Regions from separate parts of the Homo sapiens genome. Here region 1 is linked to region 2. A link is an interaction called in ENCODE POLR2A ChIA-PET data of the cell type or tissue named here. Cell type or tissue: IMR-90. All regions are shown on one strand. Each heading gives the region's core, and the rest is flanking DNA. Links, peaks and the distances in the headings are about the cores only.

Region 1 (11,898 bases), core at 3,290-7,289, 60 kb after region 2:
GGAAGAATCTATATAAATTTGATGCATAGCAAACTCTGACATAATTTGGTTTATTTTGAAGTCTGGCATATTTTTCATCACTTTTTATTTTACGGGTAAATCATAATATATCATATTTTCAATAAAAGTATTTTCTTAAAAATCTGCCATTTGCTTCACAGATTTTAAATCTTCTAACAGAAAAAGAAGTAAATATTGTTTTGCCAACACAGTCCATTGTTCCAAGAACTTTTGTGCTTAAACCAGGAATGGTTCTGTTTTTGGGTGCTATAGGCCGCATAGATTTCCTGCAGGTAAGAAAAGTCTGTACTATTAAAAAATGATTTTAAAATATTGGGATTCACTTTAAGGAAGCAGATGTATGAACACGACTGACAAAATGTTGATAACTAAGCCATGATTGTATTGGGTTTAATTTGTTTTTATGTTTAAAAATTTCTGTAATAAAAACTTGGGGATGGCTGGGCACAGTGGCTCACACCTGTAATTCCAGCACTGTGGGAGGCTGAGGCAGGCTGATCACTTGAGGCCAGGAGATCAAGACCCGCCTGGTCAACGTGGTGAAACCCCATCTCTACTAAAAATACAAAAATTAGCTGGGCGTGGTGGCACACACTTGTAATCCCAGCTACTAGAGAGGCTGAGGCAGGAAGATCACTTAAACCTGGGAGGCGGAGGCTGCAGTGAGCTGAAATTGCACCACTGCACTCCAGCCTGGGTGATGGGGCGAGACTCCATATCAAAAAAAAAAAAAAAACTTGGGGAAAAGAAATGCCCTACTCCCTCATCCCCCCAAAAAAGTGCTAGGTCTTGAAAACTTACGTTTTCAATTGAGTACCCTACACAGCTTGGCATTTAAGACAAGATACTATCCCTATTCTATGGGATAGAGTCAAACCTATGGGATAAAGTCAAACCTTTAGGTACAGGGTTATAGGCGTTAAATTAATTCCACACTTTGTATACCATGATATGTGTGTTTTTATGCATACACGTTTTTGTTTGGTATTCGTTTATATAGCATCTAGGGATTTTGGAGTGTCTATAGAATTGCTCTCCATTTTGCTAAAGTGAAGAGAAAAAGGAAAATGAAACATGGATATGGATATGTCCAACAACACAATACAACTGTGTGCCATTACTATAGCACATTTCTTGGGTTTTGTGTTTGCTCATACTTTGTTAGAAATTTTGCCTTACACACTTAGAACCCTTATATATTTCGTTTTGGGAGGTTGTTGGTTTTTTGCTTTTGGGGTTGGTTTTTTGTTTTTTTGTTTTTTTGTTTTTTTTTTTTGAAACAGCATCTCTCTCTGTTGCCCAGACTGGAGTGCAGTGGTACAGTCACGGCTCACTGTGGCCTCAACCTCCTGGGCTCCAATGATCATCCCACCCCAGCCCCGCAAGTAGTCGGGACTACAGGCACACATCACCACACCCAGCTAATTTTTGTATTTTTTATAGAGACAGGGTTTTGCCATGTTTCCCAGGCTGGTCTCAAACTTGAGCTCAAGGGATTCACCCACCTCGGCCTTCCAAAATGCTGGGATTATAGGCATGAGCCACCACACCAGGCTTGCACCCTTATATATTTCATCAGAACACATAAAATGTTAATATTTTAAACCTAACTTTACACAGAGACAATTAAAGCAGATAGTATTTCCTTTTAATTTTTAATAATAGACTTTTTTCAAAAATAGTATTGGGTCTGTCAAAGAAGTCATAGTTTCACATGAATTGCTGAAATGCACTGCTTCAGTATTGTGCCCCTGTTCTTAGTAATAATTTGATTTACAGCTACTGCCATACCAGTACTTATAAAGGGAGTCTGATTGGGTTTTTGTTTTTTGGTTTGTTTTTTTTTTAGTTGATTGTACCTTGAATATGCAGGTTTTCCAAGTTTTTCACCAGGTCAGATAACTTCTTCCTTTCTTAAGGGAAATCAGTCAGCTTGGTTTACAGTCGTGGCTTCCAACATCCTCCCTGTGCATATCACCTCCTTGGACAGGGCAGACGCTCTGTATCAGAAGCATGCAGGTCATACGTTACTCCAGGTAAGGCAACATGCCTTGATTGCATGGTTATGGTTAGTATACACTGGGATGGTCCCATAGCTCTGTTAAGAAAGCCTTTGTTGTACAGAACTGTTATACAATATCTTGAGCTAGCTTTCCCTCACCTCATTCTCTTTGAGAATTCTGGCTATAAAGCAAAATTGCTCTATATAGACTGATCCTAGAATAGCCACACAGCTATTTTTTTCTCTAGACTACACTGTCCAATTTGGTAGCCATTAGCCCACATGTGGCTAAGTTTAAATATATTAGTGACAATTAAAATTTGCTCAGTGGCCAGGTGTGGTGGCTCACGCCTATAATCCCAGCACTTTGGGAGGCCAAGGCAGATGGATCACAAGGTCAGGAGTTCAAGACCAGCCTGGCCAAGATGGTGAAACCCCATCTCTACTAAAAATACAAAAATTAGCCAGGCGTGGTGATGGGTGCCTGTAATCCCAGCCACTCAGAAGGCTGAGGCAGGAGAATCACTTGAACCAGAGCGGCAGAGGTTGCAGTGAGCCAAGATCGCGCTACTGCGCTACTGCACTCCAGCCTGGGCAACAGAGACTCCATCTCAAAAAAAAAAAAAAAAAAAAAAGAAAATTTGCTCAAGTTAGCCAGGTATGGTGGCATGCACCTGTAATCCCAGCTCCTCGAGAGGTTAAGGCAGGAGGACCACTTGAGCCCAGGAGTATGAGGCTGTGGTGAGCCATGATTATGCCACTGCACTCTAGCCTGGGTGACAGAGTGAAACCCTGTCTCTAAAAAAAAAAAAAAAAAAGGGAAAATTTAAAATATGGTTGCTTAGTGTCACCAGCCACATTTTGAGTGCCCAATAGTGACATTGTTGCAAAAAGTTGTATAAACTCCTGACAGCCTCATCACCAATACACACACACACACACACACACACACACACACACCATACTTTGGACAATTAAGCTATAGTTCCCCGAACTCATCATCCTTTTTCCAGTTTTTATCTGTACCTGTGGCGACCGAAAATATCTTTCCACCAAATAACTTTGACTCATTTCTCAAAATATTGCTCATATATTGCTTGTTTTTGTTATATATATATAGCTTCTTTACTAATGTTTTCCTTGACTGAACACATTCATTACTCCTTCCTTCACAACCATAGTACTTATAGATGCCTCACATTACATTTCTGACCTTGTATTAGCTTACATATTATCTACCCCTTTGATTTCCTTGGGGGCAGAAACCATACTGCAAAATCTATCTTTGTGTTCTTAGTGCTAAACACAGGAGAGATTTGCTAATGAATAGATGAATAAATTACCCAGTTACAGCCAAGCGCAGTGGCTCACACCTGTAATCCCAGCACTTTGGGAGGCCGAGGTGGGCAGATCACCTTGAGGTCAGGAGTTTGAGACCAGCCTGGCTAACATGGTGAAACCCTGTTTCTACTAAAAATACAAAAAAATTGGCCTGGTATGGTGGTGCGCGCCTGTAATCCCAGTTACTCGGGAGGCTGAGACAAGAGAATCACTTGAGCCTTGGAGGCGGAGGTTGCAGTGAGCTGATATCGTGCCATTACACTCCAGCTTGGGCAGCAAGAGCAAAACTCCATCTCAAAAAAAAAAAAATTACTCAATTACTTCTAATCGTGGAAACACCTGTAAACATAAAAGCTAAATCTTATCCATTATATATGGACCCTTAACTCATAAAGACCAGGCATTAATCCTGATGGCCACACCTATAAGAACTAAGGTACTTAGAAGGACCGTGCCTTAATTGCCCAACATTAATCTATGTGAGGCCCTGTGGAGGATTCTAAAAACAGTGTCAGTGAAGCACAATTCTCCTGTCCAGAGGCTTCTGCCAGGTGCTTGCCCAATGTGTGGCCCAGAGCCCTGAGATTTGTAAGCTTCATCCCATCACAGAGTTCCCTTGCTTTTCATTTGACCCCAGAAGTGATTGCAAGTTCTTTTCAACAGTTGAATATTTGAAAGGATTTTATTCTTGATCCCTGTACAGAATTATCTTATCAGTGATTTGCTTAATGTTAGAGTTCCAAGAAATTTAATTTGAACTTGTAAATATCTTTATTTCATTGGAAGATTCCAATGGGTGGAAAAGAACGAATGGCAGGATTTCCTCCTCTTGTTGCTGAAGACATTATGTTAAAAGAAGGACTGGGGGCATCTGAAGCAGTGGCCGACATCAAGTTTTCCTCTGCAGGTAATTTTATGCCAAGCACTTTTTAAAAAGTGAATAAAAGGGCAGGCACGGTGGCTCACACCTGTAATCCCAGCACTTTGTGAGGCCGAGGTGGGCGGATCACCTGAGGTCGGGAGTTTGAGACCAACCTGACCAACATGGAGAAACCCCGTCTCTACTAAAAGTACAAAATTAGCCGGGCATGGTGGCGCATGCCTGTAATTCCAGCTACTCGGGAGGCTGAGGCAGGAGAATCGCTTGAACCCAGGAGGCGGAGGTTGCGGTGAGCCTAGATCATGCCATTGCACTCCAGCCTGGGCAACAAGAGCCAAACTCCATCTCAAAAAAAAAAAACAAAAAGTGAATAAAGCAGCCTTACCGACAATTTTTTTTATAGAAAAGTGCCTTAACTGATGAAAGCTGATTATTTTAAGGTGTACATACTAGTTTATTCATAAAATACAACCTATTCTGAAAATAAATTTGTACTTTGCACAAACGCATTGTATGCTTTTTTAAAACTAAGGTGTGTCCACCTGTGCCCCCAGCTTCTCGGGACGCCGAGGCAGTACGATCGCTTGAGCCCAGGAACTTGAGTTCAGCCTGGGTAACATAGCAAGACGCAGTTTCTTAAAAAATAATAAAATAATAAGAGAGTGAAAGAGAGTGACAGCGTTCTCTGATAGTCCATTTTCAGCTTTGGTTTGGTATTTTTAATAAGATGATTGCTAACAGCCTTTTGTGTTGTGTCACATGCCTGCATAGGTTGGGTTTCAGTAACACCTAATTTTAAGGACAGACTGCATCTCCGAGGCTATACACCTGAAGGAACAGTTTTGACCGTCCGGCCCCCTCTCTTGCCATATATTGTTAACATCAAAGGACAGCGCATCAAGAAAAGTGTGGCCTATAAAACCAAGAAGCCTCCTTCCCTTATGTACAACGTGAGGAAGAAGAAAGGAAAGATAAATGTATGAGACCGACCTTGTTCACTCCAGATATTAACTGTATTGAACACAACAAAATACATTGAATTTGTATTAAACATATAACGCATAAATAAAGCTCCCATTCTTACCCTTTTTTTCTTTTTTCTTTTTTTTTTTTTCTGAGACTGAGCCCTGCTCTGTTGCCCAGGTTGGAGTGCAGTGGCACGATCTTGGCTCACTGTAACCTCTACCTCCCAGGTTCAAGCAATCCTCCTGCCTCAGCCCCCCAGTAGCTGGGATTACAGGCATGCGCCACTATGCCCAGCTAAGTTTTGTATTTTTAGTAGAGATGGGGTTTCACCATGTTGGCCAGGCTGGTCTCGAACTCCTGACCTCAGGTGATCCATCCGCCTCAGCCTCCCAAAGTGCTGGGAATACAGGCGTGAGCCGCCGCGGCCAGCCTCACCCTTTTCAAAGCTCTTAACAGTTAACTTTTTTAAACTATTCAAGACTTATGTTCATAATGTATTCAGCTTATAAAAAGTTTTTTTTTTTGTATAGTATGTATATGGTATGTATCTGTGACCCACATATATATAAAATTGGAAGCCTGCTATATTCAAGTTTCTCCCACTACTGTTGTTTCTTTTTTTTTTTTTTTTTTTTTTTTTGAGACAGGGTCTTGCTCTGTCACCCAGGCTGAAGTACAGTGGTGCAATCTCGGCTCACTGCAAATTCCACCTCCTGGATTCAAGCAATTCTCATGCCTCAGCTTCCTGAGTAGCTAGGATAACAGGTATGCACCACCACCCCTGGCTAATTTTTGTATTTTTAGTAGAGACAAGTTCTCACCATGTTGTCCACCCACCTCGGTCTCCTAAAGTTCTGGGATTACAAGTGTGAGCCACCATGCCCCGCCTCACTACTGTTTTTTATATTGAGACCAGATGTCATTTCTCTTATTTGGAGTTAGCAGTCAGTATATGAAAAAATGGCAGGAAAATTAATTTCTCCAAAATTCATTGGCTTAAATAAGATAGAAGTGAGTAGGTGGCTCTGCTCCAAGGATCCAGCTGGTGGAACATTCCATGGCCATCTGTAGGTCTAAGGTGGCTGCCCAAGTTGTCATCCTTTTCCAGCAAGGGTAAAAAGGGGGAAAGTATGGAGAGCAAGCAACTTCCCTATTTAAAAGAAGGGAAGAAAAGCTGGATGTTGCACACATCAGTTTACATAGTCCACAGGTCAAGTCACATGGCCACACCCACCCATAAGGAAGCTGGGAAATGGAGGAGGAAATGGGAACCATTTGGGGTTTTTATTAAGGAAAAATGGGGAGAATGGATACTAGAGAACAAGTAGAAATTTACCTTACACAATTTGACAATGCCTGAAAATCTTAGATAAAAAAGGATTCAAGGCCAGATGTAGTGGCTCACACCTGTAATCCCAGCACTTTGGGAAGCCAAGGCAGGAGAATCGCTTGAGGCCAGGAGTTCAAGATCAGCCTGGTCAACATAGTGAGACCCCATCTCTATTATTTTTTTTAATAAAAATGAATTGTCGGCTGGACACAGTGGCTCAACGCCTGTAATCCCAGCACTCTGGGAGGCCAAGGCAAGTGGATCACCTGAGGTCAGGAGTTAGAGACTAGCCTGGACAACATGGTGAAACCCCATCTCTACTAAAAACACAAAAATTAGCCAGGCGTGGTGGGCACCTGTAATCCCAGCTACTCGGGAGGCTGAGGCAGGAGAATTGCACGAACCCAGGAGAAGGAAGTTGCAGTGAGCCGAGATCACACCACTGCACTCCAGCCTGGGCAACAAGAGCAAAACTTCATCCCAAAAAAACTAAATAAATAAAGATTTTTAAAAAGCTATGTATTTCTAGCAACTGAGGTCTATTCTGCAACTGAGAGGACACTTTAACCATTTTATTTACATTTCATCTTTATATGACTGAATAACATTACATCAATCAGAAGTCTTTATTGGCCAGGAGCAGTGGCTCATGCCTGTAATCCCAACATTTTGGGATGCCAAGGCAGGAGGATTGCTTGAGTTTAGGAGTTCAAGACCAGCCTGGGCAACACAGCAAGACCTCATCTCTACTAAAACCCAAAAAAATTAGCCAGGTGTGGCGCTGTGTGCCTGTAATCTCAGCTACTGGAGAGGCTGAGTCAGGAGGATCACTTGAGCCTGGGATATGGAGGCTGCAGTGAGCTATGATCACATTACTGCACTCCAGCCTGGGCAACAGAGCGAGACCCTGTCTGAAAAAAGGAAAAAAGAAAAAGTCTACACCTTTTGTTATTCCTAGCTGAGTAAGTAGTACCACAGCTGTGTCATGAAGAATTGGCAAGTCAAGTCCCAGATCCTAATGTTGAAATAAATGCTGGTAAGATAAGCTAGGCTGAAACGCAGTTAGAGCCATGAAATTCCTGAGAGGACCATGTTCTGTCCCAACATATGGGAGCCCCCATGTATTTCACACTCTCCTGTCTTCTCCCCACTCCTCAGTCCTCTTCTAAGTCCTCTTAGATTAAATATAATGGAGAATTTTTTAAGATGATGCAACTTGTTGTAGACCTTTCATAGTGTTTCAAAGTGAGTACTACTGGTATCTTGGGCAAGGTGGTTCTTTCTTTATATATAAAACTGCATTTCAGCCGGGCGCGGTGGCTCACGCCTGTAATCCCAGCACTTTGGAAGACCGAGGCGGGCGGATCATGAGATCAGGAGATTGAGACCATCCTGGCCAACAAGGTGAAACCCCGTCTCTACTAAAAATACAAAAATTAGCTGACTGCGCTGGCGCGTGCCTGTAGTCCCAGCTACTCCGGAGACTGGGGCAGGAAAATCCCTGGAACCTGGTAGGCGGAAGCTGCAGTGAGCCAAGATCGCGCCACTGCAGTCCAGCCTGGGCAACAGAGCAAGACTCCGTCTCAAAAAAAAACAAAAAAACTGCATTTCATTATGTCTGGTATCTCTCATCCCAGACACTAAATGCAGTAGCAACTCCCTCTGCTGTCAGTCCTGGTGACAACTGGAAAGTGCCCCCAACATCATATTACCTCTAGAGGGCGGCAGCTTCCCAAATGGAGAAAATTGATTGGCAGTTGATTTCTAGTTTTTATTTTGGAGGGAATGAAATACCATTTATTTTATAAGTTAAAATTGTGTCTGGGTGCGGTGGCTCACACCTGTAATCCAACACTTTGGGAGGCCAAGGTGGGTGGATCACCTGAGGTCGGGAGTTCGAGAGCAGCCTGACCAACATGGAGAAACCCCATCTCTACTAAAAAAAAAATACAAAATTAGCCAGGTGTGGTGGCACATGCCTGTAATCCCAGCTACTTGGGAGGCTGAGGCAGGAGAATCGCTTGAACCCGGGAGGCAGAGGTTGCGATGAGCTAAGACCGTGCCATTGCACTCCAGCCTGGGCACAAGAGCAAAACTCCATCTCAAAAAAAAAAAAAAAAATTATGGTCATTATATTTCTACCTATGGTTGAAAACAGGAGTTCACAGTTCAGAGCTTAGGCCAGGATATTTAGGTAGAATTAAAACAAAAAACAGGCAGGAAAGAAAGCCAGCAAAGGGTGAACTGGGCCTTTGTGGAGAAACAATCTAAAAACTGACTACTATCACCCTGACAACTTAAGAAAATGTATTTCAGAAAACAGGGCTCACACCCATAATCCAAACACTTTGGGAGGCCAAGGCAGGAGGATCCCTTGAAGCCAGGCATTCAAGACCAGCCCTGGCAACATAGTTAAGACCCTGTCTCTACAAAAAAAAAAATTTAATTTAGCTGGGCATGGTGACACCCACCTGTAGTCTCAGCTATTCAGGAGGCTGAGGTGGGAAGATCCCTTGAGCCTGGGAGGTTGAGGCTGCAGTAAGCCATGATTGCACCACTGCACTCCAGCCTGGGTGACAGAGCAAGACTCCATCTCAAAAAAAAAAAAAGCAGGAAAGAAAGCCAGCAAAAAGAGTGAGAAAGATGCTCTATGCCTAGAATTAGTTGAGGACTTCTACTGGGATCTGGTATTAATTTATTCCATATTGTGCCTCCAATTTAATGCAGCCTAGGATCACTGCTAGGATCAAGTGTTTCCTAGTAGATTTTCCTTTAAGAAAGTTCCATTACTGTATTGGTGCAGTAGTGCATTGCTTAGCAACAGGGATGTGTTCTAAGAAATGCATCGTTAGGCAATTTCATCTTTGGACAAACATCATAAAGTGTATTTACACAAACCTAGATGGTATAGCCTACTCTACACCTAGGCTGTATGGTATAGCCTATGGCTCCTAGGCTACAAACCTGTACAACATGTTGCTGTACTGAATTCTGTAGGCAATTGTAACACAAATCATTAGGCAATAGGTATTTTCTGACTCCATTATAATTTTACCAGACTACGGCTGTATATGTGGCCCATTGCTGACCAAGAAGTCATTATGCGATACATGACTGTACTTCTTTATCCATTAATCTGAATATAACGACATCTTTTGAATCAGTAGTCACTTACACTATGACAGGGTACAAGAATTAGTGGGCTCTTCTGGCCAGGAACGGGAGGAGAAATTAAGGGCAAAGTACCAACTCCTCACTTCCACAGATCACAGAGGTGGTTAGGGGTTGCTAGAAAACAATGAAGCAAGTTTATTCTAGATTGTTTACCTGGCTCTGCAGCACTGTGGTGTTGAGCATGTCACCTCTTTTGTATTCATGACACCCAAAAGAAGTAAAATAAATTCCATCAAAGTACTTTTTGACTTTTATGTGATATTAGGTTCAAAGTTTTATTTTAAAAAGTTACACGTAATCCCTCTGCTTTTCCCCCCTCTAATTAAACTAAAATAACAACATCTTCTTCAAAGTTACTAAGACAAATTAAAGTTGTAATATGTTTTGTATCTTTAATCACCATAAATGCCAAGCTGTGCCGATCACTAAGTCTTTACTGTATAGTTCCCCAGAGTCTAGTTTATTTAACTTGAGACACTCACTTCCCATAACAACCAAGGAGAAGCGGAGTAGAGATGCAATCTTGTGTGCCTGTGTCTCTAGTGTTCAGACTCTTCTTGCACAATGGACATAGGCTGGTTTCCTGCAGCTGACTAACATGGAGGAGCTCCAGCTGTGTCAGCCATGACAGAGTTGTTATTGCTTCACTGAGTAAGCACCCAGCGCGCAAGCTGAGGCGGGCTGTTTCATAGACGGGCTCGGATCATTTACCCTGGCTTCCCTCCCACTTGGCTCTGTGTCGTGGAGCATTAGAATCATTTCCATTCTTTCTCAGCTGTTCCATTTTCTTTTGGCCACTTTCCTCCTCCCAGGGGGATTGTTTTCTCTCAATTGTCAAAGAGTAATGCTTAAACATTAAAAACAAGATTTCAGACTCGTGAATCAAATCGATGACACCTCTGCCTGCTCTGAATGTCTCTCTGTCATATTATCTGCCCCCATTAAGACCTTGTCGTGAGAGGGGAATGGTTCAAGATAGGTTTTTTTGTTTTTTGTTTTGTTGTTGTTGTTTTATTTTTTCAGAGACAGGGTCTCACTCGGCTGCCCAGGCTGGAGTGTAGTGGTGTAATCACAGCTCAACGCAGCCTTGACCTCCTGGGCTCAAGTGATACTCCCGCCTCAGCCACCCGAGTAGCTGGAACTATAGGCAGGTGCCACCACACCCAGCTAAATTTTTTATTTTTGTAGAGACAGGGTCTCACTTTGTTGCCCAGGCTGGTCTCAAACTCCTAGCTTCACCAATCCTCCCACCTCAGCCTCCCAAAGTGCTGGGATTACAGGTGTGAGCCACCACACCAGGCCAAGATTACTATTTTAACATCATATTGCAGTGATGCCTCACCTTTTCCCTTCATGTCATGGAGTTTCATGATCTGAATACTCCTAAGTGTATCTGGATCATCCTCAAAACACCCACTGCTTGGATTCCCAGGTTCCTGCTTTCAAAAGCTGCTTTTGGCTTCGCAAATAATTCTCCGAATTTACCTACTGTGTAGTCAATCTAGTGGGAGAATTTATTTGGTCTTAATATTCTTATTGGTAGATGCTGTAATAGTATGATGCTTAATCACAGACACCGTCAGTACCTCTACCTGGTAGCTGTGGTAAATTGGAAAAAACTGAGGTCACACATACACAAAACAAGCAGACACGTTAGAGAATACATCATCATGTGTCAGGTGATATTGGAAGTGAAATATATGGAAGTGAAAGACTGCCAAGATCCTTTCTAACCTTTCAGTAAGCCCTAGAAAATAGCAGGCATGGCTGGGCGTGGTGGCTCACCCCGGTAATCCCAGCATTTTGGGAGGCCGAGGCAGGTGGATCACGAGGTCAGGAGTTTGAGACCAGCCTGGCCAACATAGTGAAACCCCGTCTCAACTAAAAATACAAAGGTGGCACATGCCTGTAATCCTAGCTACTCGGGAGGCTGAGGCAGGAGAATTGCTTGAACCTGGGAGGCAGAAGTTGCAGCGAGCCGAGATCGTGCCACTGCACACCAGCCCCAGGCGACAGCGTGAGACTCCGTCTCAGAAAAAAAGAAGAAAAGAAAAAGAAAATAGCAGACATTCAATGAATGGATCAATAGAGTGAGAGGATTTTTTTGTTTGCTTGGTTTTTGCCTTCCCTGGAAAATAGGGAAAGAGCAAACTTAAATTTGCTTAGTAGCATTTACACTAACCT
Region 2 (11,898 bases), core at 4,618-8,617:
TAATTTTTATACCCTAGCATTCTCTCTATTGGTGGGGAGAGGAGAAGTCTACCAACTATTTGACGTGCATTAGAAAGTCCCCAAATGGGCTAAGCAAAGTGGCTCACCCCTGTAATCCCAGCACTTTGGGAAGTGGACTGGGTGGATCTCTTGAGCTCAGGAGCCTGGGCAACATGGCGAGACCCCATCTCTATTTTTTAACAAATAAAAATAAAAACAGAAGGTCCCCAAATGGAGTGGATACATTAGATTCTTAAGTAGAGCATTTAATTTTCCTCATAAGACACAATAAAGCATAGAGTGGAGGTTCATCATGCTATCATTTAACTTTCTAGAATTCAACTCTATACTAAAAAAATGAATAATGAAAAAGACAATCTAAATAAGGCAGCTTGTCAATGGAATGACTGTCCCAGGCAATCAACCTTGAAATCATAAATACATGTTGGCTGAAGTAATGGAAAGAACAGGTAAATGATAATAGGTTTCCCCAACATAAGAAGTGAAATAAATGCATTATTCAGATGGCCAGGCAAATAGATGGTGATGGCTTCCTTAACATACTTAATATCCAAAATATACAAAATAAAACCAATGGGTTTATAATGATATTCCACCAAAACAAAAAAATCATTGGTCGACTTTGGACCACTGATCTGGATCATTAGACAACCAGCTCACTATTTTGAAAACTGGTAAATAAAAAAAGAGAATCAAGCATTTATTCCTGCCCTTACTATAAGAACTACATCACTAGGTAACCAAACAGTTGAGGAAACAAAGTTTTAGAAGTAGTCTGGCTAAAAACTGAAGAAGGACTGAGAAAAAATAGAATGGTATCAGTTGGAAATCGCCATTTAATTAAGGTCTTTAGTAATAGCTGCTAAAATCATAAAAAGAAAGGCAACCAGATACTGGAAGTATAGAATACCACCTATAAAGTATTACTGCCAAAAAACTCAAACGCTAAATCTCAAGCCTCAAGATCTATTTACAAAAAACAAAAAACAAACAAACAAACAAAAAACAGCAATGCACAGCATTTGGGATGCAAGCAGCAAAATTCAGTCTCAAGCCCTGGACAAACAGTCCAGGTTGTTCAACAAACAAATTACAAGGGGAAAAAAAAGGTTGGAAGGCAACCAATAAATTCAAAAAAGGACTTATGAGACACTATCAATCAATTGCAAAGCATGGACCTTATCTGTATACTGATTAAAACCAACAAACCTTTAAAAAACTTATGTGATAATCAGGGAAATGTAAATCTGGATATTTAATACTAAGGAGGTACTGTGGTTAGGTTTAGTGTCCTAATCTTTTAGAGCAGAGGTTCTCAGAGTGTGGTTCATGGACCGCCTGAGAGTCAAAGCTATTTTTAATAGTAATACTAACAACATATATTTGCTTCTTTCACTGTGTTTACATTTGCACTGATGGTGGAAACATGAATAAAACTGCTGACACCTTAGCAGAACTCAGGGTAGCAGAACCAAACATTACTAGCAGTCATATTCTCCATTCAAGTGAAGGGGAGAAAAGCCAGTTTTACTTAAAAATGTCCTTAATGAAGCAGTGAAAATAAATAGTTTTATTAAACCTTAACCCTTGAGTATACATCTCTTTCATATCCTGTGACTTTTAAAAAAATGAAAGTCCTCAACCAGGCACGATGACTCACACCTATAATCCCAGCACTTTGGGAGGCCAAGGTGAGAGGCTGGATTGAGCCCAGGAGTTCAAGACCAGCCAGAGCAACACAGTAAGACCCAGTCTCTATATAAAAAATAAAGTAAAATAAAATGGAACACTTCATAAGCACTTCTACTGCATAGTGAAGATGACTGTCTTGAACAAAAGCACTTGCATGATTCTGAACTAGTCCCTTTTAACATGGAGTATCTTTTTTACTCAAATAGCCAGCTGACACCAACTATGTTAACTCATCAACATGTTAACACCCATGATGTTAATTCAGACTTAGAATTAAGTTGACGATGTTGTAGATATTTGGCAGACAAAGAAATGAACAAAAAGAAATGAAAGCAAACGAAAAAAGTAAGTCTTTGAGGAAAATAATTTTAAGTATTTGTTGAAAATGATGAAAATTGTGAGCTTCAAGCAAAAATCAGAATTTTAGGAAACTTCTATGCACCACTATGGGCTTGATAGCTTCCTGATATATTTAAAGGCTTTTCTAATGACATCAGTAGTCATATTAACAAATGCAATTTTTTTATTATAATGAAGTGTGTTAACATTTGAAAATCTACGTAACTCAGCAAACCAATATTTTCCAAATGACCAATTAGGATGCTACAAAATATGCATGTGTAAAAGATACATCTGAAGTACAAGACAAACCAATGAACTTCAAACATAAATACAGAAGGTTCATTCATATGGTTTCAGTTTCTACATCAAAACCAACCTTTGAGAAACTACAACTTACCGTTTTGGTGTAGTATCAAAAAAATATCCACAGGCCAGGCGCCTTGGCTCATGCCTGTAATCCCAGCACTTTGGGAGGCCAAGGCAGACAGGTGGATCACTTAAGCTCAGGAGTTTGAGACCAGCTGGGAAACATGGCAAAACCCTGTCTCTACTAAAAAATATAAAAAATTAGCTGGGCTTGGTGGTGCATGCCTGTAGTCCCAGCTACTTGAGGCTGAGATGGGAGGATCACCTGAGCCTGGAAAGTAGAGGCTGCAGTGAGCTGTGATTGTGCCACCACACTCCAGCCTAGGCAACAGGGATGAAACTGTCTCAAAAAAAGGGAAGGGGTGGGCTGGGCGTGGTGGCTCTTGCCTGTAATCCCAGCAATTTGGAAGGCCAAGGCAGGCGGATCACTTGAGGCCAACCATTTGAGACCAGCCTGGGCAAAATGGTGAAACCCTGGCTCTACAAAAAATACAAAAATTAGCTGGGCTTGGTGGCGCACACCTGTAATCCCAGCTACTTGGGAGGCCGAGGCACGAGAATTGCTTGAATCCGGGAGGCGGAGGTTGCCGTGAGCCGAGATCGCACCACTGCACTCCAGCCTGGGTGACAGAGTGAGACTGTCTCACAAAAAAAAAGCCAAAATATTCCTCTCTTTCCAACCACTTATTTGCATGAAATTAGAACTTCCTCATATACTTAAATATAAAAAATAAAATACTACAATGGAATGAATGCAGAAGTAGATGTAAGAATCCAGCTGTTTCTATTAAGCCAGGTCATTAGAGAGATTCGCAAAAATGTAAACCAATGTTATTCTTGTCACTAAATTCATCTGGAAAATAGATATATTTTTCATTAAACATGGTTTTTTGTTTTGTTTTGTTTTGTTATCGAGACAGAGTCTCACTCTGTCGCCCAGGCTGGAGTGCAGTGGCACGATCTTGGCTCACTGCAACCTCCACCTCCTGGGTTCAAGCAATTCTTCCCTCAGGCTCCCGAGTAGCTGGGATTACAGGTGTGAGCCACCACGCCCAGCCAAAACATGTTATTTATGTTAACACGTAATGAGCTTATTAGCATTTTTAAAACAATAAATTTAAAATCTCAGCTTTAACTTCTAATATGATAAATATCAATAAATACAACTCACATAAAACAAAAGCATTTTGGGTTCCCGGGATCAAGACATTTGAGAACCATTGTTTTAAAGATATACACTGAAAAATTTATAGGAGAAATTATATGATGTCTGGGCTTTGCTTAAAAATAATCAAGAGGGCTGGGTGCAGTGGTTCACGCCTGTAATTCCAACACTTTGGAAGGCTGAGGCTAGAGGATTGTGGCCATGAGTTCAAGTCCAGCCTGGGCAACATAGTGAGACCCCCGTCTCTACAAAATTTTTTGTTTTTTGTTTTGAGATGAAGTCTCACTCTGTCACCCAGGCTGGAGCACAGGGGTGTGATCTCGGCTCACTGCAACCTCCGCCTCCCAGGTTCAAGTGATTCTCATGCCTCAGCCTCCCGAGTAGCTGGGATTACAGGTGTGTGCCACCATGCCCGACTAATTTTTTGTATTTTTAGTAGAGACGGTGTTTTGCCATGTTGACCAGGCTGGTCTTGGACTCCTGACCTCAGGTGATCTACCCGTCTTGGCCTCCCAAAGTGCTGGGATTGCAGACATGAGCCATTGCGCCTAGCCTCTACAAAAAAAAAATTTTTTTTTTAAAGGTGTAGTGGCACATGCCTGTAGTTAAAAAAAAGGTTGGAGGACAACCAATAAATTCAAAAAAGGACTTAAGAGACAATATTAATTTAGCTACTTGGGAGGCTAAGGTAGGATTGCTTGTGCCCAGTTCAAGGCTGCAGGGAGCTGTGGGCATGCCACTGCACTCCAGCCTGGGTGACAGAGTGAGACTCTGCCTTTAAAACATGATGATAATATCAAAGGTTAGAAGGACAGAGATGAATGCAACAAGACTGGCCATCAGTCGATAATTGTTGAAATGGGGGTAACAGGCACACAGGCATTCACTATACCACTATCTCCATTTTGGTGTGTTGACATTTTTCATAATATAAGGTTAATTAATAATAATGATGATGATACAGTTCTTACCGAGATCTACCCTCCATGGGCTGTCTATTGAGGATCTGAATAGGTCCCCTAGCACGAGAGTGAATCTTATCATCCACCATATGCTTCAAACGCTGGTAATAAGTGGGGCCAATAAATATTTGTGATGTGATTTTTCGACCAGTGAACCCATTGTACAGGACCTGCAACAAACACAGATTTTGAAGTGTAGACCTAAAAATTAAACAACGTCAAAGAAGATATGTGTATATATTGTGTTACTCCATTTATATAAAAATTAAAGCACAGAACTAATCTATAATGTTAGCAATTAAGAGAGTAATTAGCTTGGGGTGGGAGTGGAAAGGTAGCGACTAAAAAAGGTTCAGTCGCTACCTTCACATTTTTAGATCTTGGTGTTAGTCATGCAGCTGTGTTTACTTTGTGAAAATTCATCAAGCTGTACATTTCTATATGTGCACATATGATACTTCAATAAAAGGTTACATTGTTTCAGAATAAAACTACACACATACAAAAAAAAACAAGTGGCAAATTACTACTATAAGAGCAAATATACCTCATTTCCTCTGAGATGATAGCCATAATCAGATAAAAGATTAGAAATCTTCTGCACGTTAACAGCATCATTAAATGGAGTGGCATCACCAATTTCACCCTTGTTAGCCGATACCTTTTAAAAAAAAAAGTACTCTTTAAAATGTTGCTTCAGTCTGTCTCCCCCTAAAAGTCATATCAATAAAAATGCATTCAAAAAATTTTTAAATACTTTTAAAATTTGAAAGTATTATTTTAAGTATTTTAAAATTCAAAGATTTTGAACTCAAAATCTATGTTATGGAAAGCTGTGATATATAAGGTTCATTTTATAACCTTACACAAAACATTTAGAACAAATAAACTTGCTTAAAAAAGAAAAACTCAATTATAAGTATTCAAATAGAAGTCGATCCATGGGATCAGGTACAAAAAGAGTGAGACTCCTAAGTACTTCAGATGGCTCAAAGGAAAATGACATTTTAATGCCCTAAAACCAAGCCATCCATATGTTAGACTATTACCACTTTACCTTAAAAGAATACTTAAAAATAGAAAACCTCCACCAAAAGATGTATGCAGAGCTGATAATAGAACTATAAAATTATTAAGTTCACATTGAACTCTCCATCAACAAATTAACTGTTCATCTACAGAAAAGAACTAGTCAAAAGGAAAATCACATATGTATTAGTTGAATGTAGTATATCTCACAAAAATTCTGACTTGTCCATAACTTTGCAAATTGCCAAAAAAAATGGCAGAATCATAAGCAATTTGAAAGCAGAAAAGTAAGTCTCACACTAGCTTTTTACAAAGTACCCTGGCTCAAATGTGAGAGCAATCACCTATCAGAGTTTTAGAAGAAGCATCAGCTTAGAATCTATATTTTTGAAGAACATCTCTTACCTTCCCTTGAAGGCATTCAATTAAGTGACCAATAGTCATACGAGAGGGGATGGCATGGGGATTGATGATGATATCAGGGGTGATACCTTCACAGGTGAAAGGCATATCCTACAAAGAAAAATTTTAAAAGGGACTCAAAGATACATATACTAAACTAGAACTGACATTTCAGTTCTCCCAACTGAATTACTGTATGTCCCAAATTCTGTTTAAACATGGTATGTTCATATACTTATTCAACAATAAAATCAAAAAGTTCAACCTGTATCATCTTTGAGCTCTTAAGTTAAAGCAAATTTTGATTAAAAAAAAAATATTTAACAAAACTGGTTTGGGCATGAGGGAGATCAAAGATACCTACCTCTTGTCTATACTGAATACCACAAGTACCCTTTTGACCATGTCGACTAGCAAATTTGTCTCCAATCTGTGGAATCCTAACAGAGCGTACCTAAATTCATATAAAAATAAGTTAGTTAAGTGGATTTGGTTTACTTTCTAAAACTAGCTACATGAACAAAGTTGTACTCACCCTTATTTTACAAAATTTATATCCTTCCTGATTGAGAGTTACCATAACCTGATCCACAATGCCCGTCTCGCTAGTTCTGAGAAAAGTGCTACAGTCTCTCTTGGTATAGCGTCTATTGGTGCTCTCCAATTCATCTTCATTTTCAGGCAAGGTGACTGTTTTGCCTATAATAACATCATCTCCTGATACACGAACCCCTGGAGCTATCAAACCATCATCATCCAGCTTGTCGTAAATGGCATGCCTCATGCCTGTGAGGAAATAGACACGGAATGTCACATAATCCCCAACAAAGATTAAAAACCACATACATGAATCAGTTCCAAGTCAGAGAGAAGGCCACAGGAGTCTCTATACCATGAATCACACCCTTATTCCAAATATTACAAACTATTCTGAACTCTAATACTACAGCCCACACAGAAAACAAAAAAAAAAGTCTATGAAGGAAAAGAACATTGGAATCAGCACTGGGAAAGCAGATTCTTCCATGACAGACATTTATCGAGTGACTTTGGATATGTTTTTTGTCATCTTCTGATTTCTATATTACAAGAGAAAGAATATCTCTGCCATCAGTGGGTACAGGAGAAAAATTTTTTTAAATTAAAAAGAGAGTATCTATGGATGCCCTCTGTACACATCCTCCCACAGAAATTGTGGATTTCATCTTAACTCAATCTTAACTCCACTGGACATCAATTCACTACTACACAGAGCCACCCAATGGAAGGGGAGTAACAGGAAGATGGCAAAGGAAACAAAATACATTTTACTTCATGCAATGCTATTCAGAGTCAACACTGTAGCAGAGATATTGCATTTCCCTGGAACATCCCATCCATCCCACTGCATAAGCAGGTTTTAAGTGTCTGTCAAAATAAATAACTAGAAAGTAAGTTTGAGTTTTCTAGAAGAAACAACAAATGCTAGGTATCCTCTTCTCACTGGTTATTTTTTAAATGTTTACAAACAATGTGGCTGAACAAATATTATGATCACACCATAATTTAGAAAGGAAGGGGGACAGGTGTGAAGTGTGTCCCCAGAAATTGCATGACCTCTCTGATTTCCTAAACTCCCTCCTCAATGCAGGACCTACCAGGAAGGAAGGTCTATAGCAAGCTCACTCCTAGGTGCAAAGACTTTTATCAAATACACATGTTTTCTTAGATGTGAACTCTAAGAATAACATGAAAACACACTTTCATTGCACAAAAAAAGGGAGAGGAGGACAGGGGCAGGCACAGGGTGACACAACCCATCAAAATCACTTAGGAAAACCACAGTAAGTTAACTTTGGATTCCATCATTTAAATGTTAGTGTCACTTACCCTGGCATGTTTCACGTGTAGGCTTCTCAAAAACTTCTTCTTGATCAAATCCTTTTTTAGACTCCTGTTCTTTGTATGAGCGATAGAAAACAGACCTAAAAACACATGGTTCTAAAGGTAAAGTCTATTTTCTTTTAACAAAAGGGCTGAGACTATACCAACAATTTCTCATTTACTTGAAATTTGGGAGACAATTTAAACTACGAATCTGGGACAAGAGTAACTGCATTAAGGATCTGAGTTAAACTCTAAATGTTATCACATGAGTTATACATATGTAGCATCTGACCCATAACCTTAACCACCTAGTATTATATGTCAAAATGGAAGAGACCCAGGGGTCAATGAATCCAACCTCCGACACATTTAAGAATCCATTACATAATAACCCTGAAAGATGGTCACCTAGGTTCTACTCAAACACTTCCAGTGAGAAGTTTTAACATTGGCTGAGCATGGTGGCTCACGCCTGTAATCCTAGCACTTTGGGAAGCCGAGATGGGTGGATCAGCTGAAGTCAGGAGTTTGAGACAGCCTGGCCAACATGGTGAAACCCCGTCTCTACTAAAAATACCAAACAACAACAAAAAAAAACTCTGGCATGGTGGTGCGTGCCTGTAATCCCAGGTACTTGGGAAGCTGAGGTAGGAGAATCTCTTGAAACCTGGGAGGCAGAGATTGCAAGTGAGCCAAGATTGCACCACTGCATTCCAGTCTTGGCAACAGAAAGACTCTGTCTCAAAAAAAAAAAAAAAAAAAAAGTTTTTACATTAAGCCATAGTATCTGTCCTCTGAGTTCTAGTGCTACCCTTTGAAACTACACAGACAAAGGAAAATCCATCCCCTCTACTAAATTCCCAGTTTTTAAAACAATCTTTATATGCCTTGAATTTGAGGTCTGTTTGTCGACAATCAAACTGAAACATAATGGAAAAAAAGAGCGAAAAGAAAACACACTATAATTTTAACAATAGTTATCTATGGATTCTAAGTTATTTTTATTTCTTCTTTGGACATTTCTATATTATCTAAATGCAACTGTATATTTCCTTACCAAAAGAAAGGCTCAAAATACTAGCATTTGAAAATCCTGAGAGATACAAGTAGTATCTTCAGCTGTTTGTGACCATCAACCAGTCCTTCCACTTTCTGGAGTGCGGCGTAGTTAAACTGTATTTTAAGAACTTTTTTTGCATAAAAAATTAGTGTTTCCACTGTATCTGTGTTTTGACAAATTTACAAAATACTAACCTGAAGAAGCCGCGGTCTACAGCTGAACGATTCATGATAACAGAGTCTTCCTGATTATATCCAGTGTATGATGCAATGGCCACAATTGAGTTGATGCCTGCAGTGAATTTAAGAGCATACATTAAAACATCACCTGGAAAACAGAAAAACTGCCCTTTCTTTAAATCAACTTTAATTACATCATATTTGCCATAAATGCTTGGGTGTTTGTTATCATGGTAACTGCCAAAGTCTATTCCTCCTGGAATAGCAATCTGTGAGGCAACTACTCTGATGGCTAAATATCTCCCACAAGCAAATCCTAGGACTAGTCACTCCCAATGTATCCATTCTTATAGTAAGTGATTACACATGAGTCACCTCCTACTTAGGAAGTGCCTCCCCAAACCAAGTTTCCTGATCCTCACAGCAACTCTGTGCCATAAACAAGATAAGCATTATTATTCTCATGAATCAGAGGAGTGAATTAATAATCTACCCATGATCCCAAAATTAATAAGCAATAGACTCAAGCCCCAGCTTTTAGGTTTGAAACTGATACTACCCCATTCCCCTCTCCTTCTGCCACCAAGAAAATATCATATCTTTCCCACCACAATGAAATTCTTAGTTGCTGCTGCCAAAACACTTTGTTTGATGAGCCCATAAAATAACTTGATATTTAGGTCGGGCATGGTGGCTCACGCCTGTAATCCCAGCACTTTGGGAGGCCGAGGCAGGTGGATCACAAGGTCAAGCGATTGAGACCATCCTGGCCAACATGGTGAAACCCCACCTCTAATAAAAATACAAAAACTAGCTGGGCGTGGTGGCACGCGCCTGCAGTCCCAGCTACTCAGGAGGCTGAGACAGAAGAATCGCTTAAACCCAGGAGGCAGAGGTTGCAGCGAACCAAGATCGTGCCACTGCACTCCAGCCTGGTGGCAGAGCGAGAATCCGTCTCAAAAAAATAAAATAAAATAACTTGATATTCATAACCTGGATATCATCATGAGGAAACAATAGTCAAACCTAAATTGAGACACAATGCAAAAATAACTTTCCTGAACTCTTCACAAATGTCAAGGTCATGAAAGACAAGGAAAGACTGAGAAACTGTTCTAGATTAAGGAAACTAAAGAACCATGCAATTAAATGCAATGCACAATCCTGGATTAGCTCCTAGACCCATTAAAGACATCGTTAGGTTTGAATACAATAACAGTTGCTTTCTCAAAAAAAAAAAAAAAAAAAAAAGACATCATTAGGACAACTGGCAAAATTTGAATTGAGGACTGCTGACTATATGGATATCAATGTTACCCTGATTTTGATGGCTACACTGCAGAGAATGTCCTTGTTCTTAGGAAACACATACTGAAGAATTAAAGAATGATATGGCTTCATGCCTGCAACTTACTCTCATGTGGTTCAGGAGGAGAAATAAAAAGGGAGAGAATAATAGAGCAAATGTGGTAAAATGTTAAAAGTTTTTTTAAAAATGGTACGATGGGCTGGCCGTAGTGGCTTACATCTGTAATCCCGGCACTTTGGGAGGCTGAGGTGGGAAAATCACTTGAGCCCAGAAGTTTGAGACCAGCCTGGGCAACAAAGTAGACCCTATCTCTACAAAAAAAAAAAGAATTTCAAAATAAAGATGCCATGATGAAGTCAGGAATAACAGAACTGCAGTCCCTGCCAGCCATGACTCTCCACTTCACACCAGTACCAAAGGAACATTTGCTTTCAAACCTAGTCCTTCTGTATATTTATTTTCCTCTCTAGCCATAAAGAAACTGTATTATCTAAATGTTGGAGAAAACACAGCACTGCAAGCACAGCCCAAAGATACATGCATACTGTGTAGACAACCTAACAGATTTTGCTTTTCTAGACAAGAGGAACCCCTTGTGGAGGATTTTGAAAATAAGTAATTTTAACCTATGAGAATTTGCTATCAAAATGGTAGAGCCCCATTACAATACACTAAAGATAAACTTTACTAACAAATAACAAATGTTACCCACATTCAAAGCCAAAAGTCTGTTAATACAAAAGATAACAGTGCCAAAGAACTCTACTGTCTCCTTTAATAGTCAACACTCATACCCTTCAGATTTCTCTTCACCATTTTACCCACCATCCAGTCTCCCTGAGAATCTCCTACAAACCTGGAATTCCCCTCCTTATCAGCTACTTCTCAAATCTTCTCTCTTAATTTCTCTTCCTGGTGTCTAAAATTGTCTGCCTCTGGCCTTTTTCTCATTCTAAATTCTCCTTAGGCAATTTCATAGTAATCTATAATTATCATTAATAAATTAAAAATTTTACATCTCTAGACTTGACCGTCTTTCAAATCATGTTTGCAACTCACTGTTGGAAGTTCACGTCTTAGTGTTCTGACACTAAGACACTAAATCAACATATCCAAAACAAAATTATTGTCTTACCTCTAAAACCTCTTTCCCCTTCTAACATGTTCCCAATCTTATTTTTCCCCCAACCTATTCAAAGCACCTCTCTTTAATCACCCAAGCCACAAACACCAACAGTATTTCCAATTCCTCTCTTCATTGCTCCACACTCAACCAGTCATCAAGTCCTATCAAGTGTATTTCAAAAGGTATCTTACCCATCATTCTTTTTCATTTCTTTAGGACCTTGCCATTTCACATTTATACTACTGCAAAAACCCCTAAATTAGCTCCCTGTTAATACAGTACCTGATTGTAATCTACTCTTTATGCCGCTGTCAGAATGGTATTCCTAAAACAAATTTCTAATTGTATTACTTCCCTGATCCAAAAGGTTGGATGGGTC

What was found. Peaks named below come from ENCODE experiments on the same cell type or tissue, not always from the same donor. Only the 100,000 strongest peaks of a DNase experiment are listed, where the experiment ranks them.
Region 1: POLR2A ChIA-PET joins it to region 2 with 5 read pairs; 13 of 35 experiments call an interaction of 5 or more read pairs at or near these places.

What each region holds. Positions count from the first base shown.
Region 1 is chr4:56,956,779-56,968,676 of GRCh38, reverse strand. NOA1 (nitric oxide associated 1) reads left to right here. Exons shown (of 7, transcript NM_032313.4): 4 at 162-293; 5 at 1,941-2,057; 6 at 4,151-4,271; 7 at 5,016-5,327. The coding sequence ends at 5,227. Among named protein-coding and RNA genes, the nearest start is that of NOA1, 15 kb to the left of the region's middle. RefSeq lists a silencer at 3,324-3,426. In IMR-90, for the core only: no CTCF peak of the experiment used is centred there; no DNase peak of the experiment used is centred there.
Region 2 is chr4:57,018,197-57,030,094 of GRCh38, reverse strand. It overlaps POLR2B (RNA polymerase II subunit B), which reads right to left. Exons shown (of 25, transcript NM_000938.3): 17 at 9,100-9,196; 18 at 7,849-7,943; 19 at 6,515-6,765; 20 at 6,344-6,433; 21 at 5,983-6,090; 22 at 5,096-5,209; 23 at 4,558-4,718. Among named protein-coding and RNA genes, the nearest start is that of POLR2B, 45 kb to the right of the region's middle. RefSeq lists a silencer at 7,718-8,012. In IMR-90, for the core only: no CTCF peak of the experiment used is centred there; a DNase peak (open chromatin) is centred at 6,784; H3K27ac peaks cover 400 bases.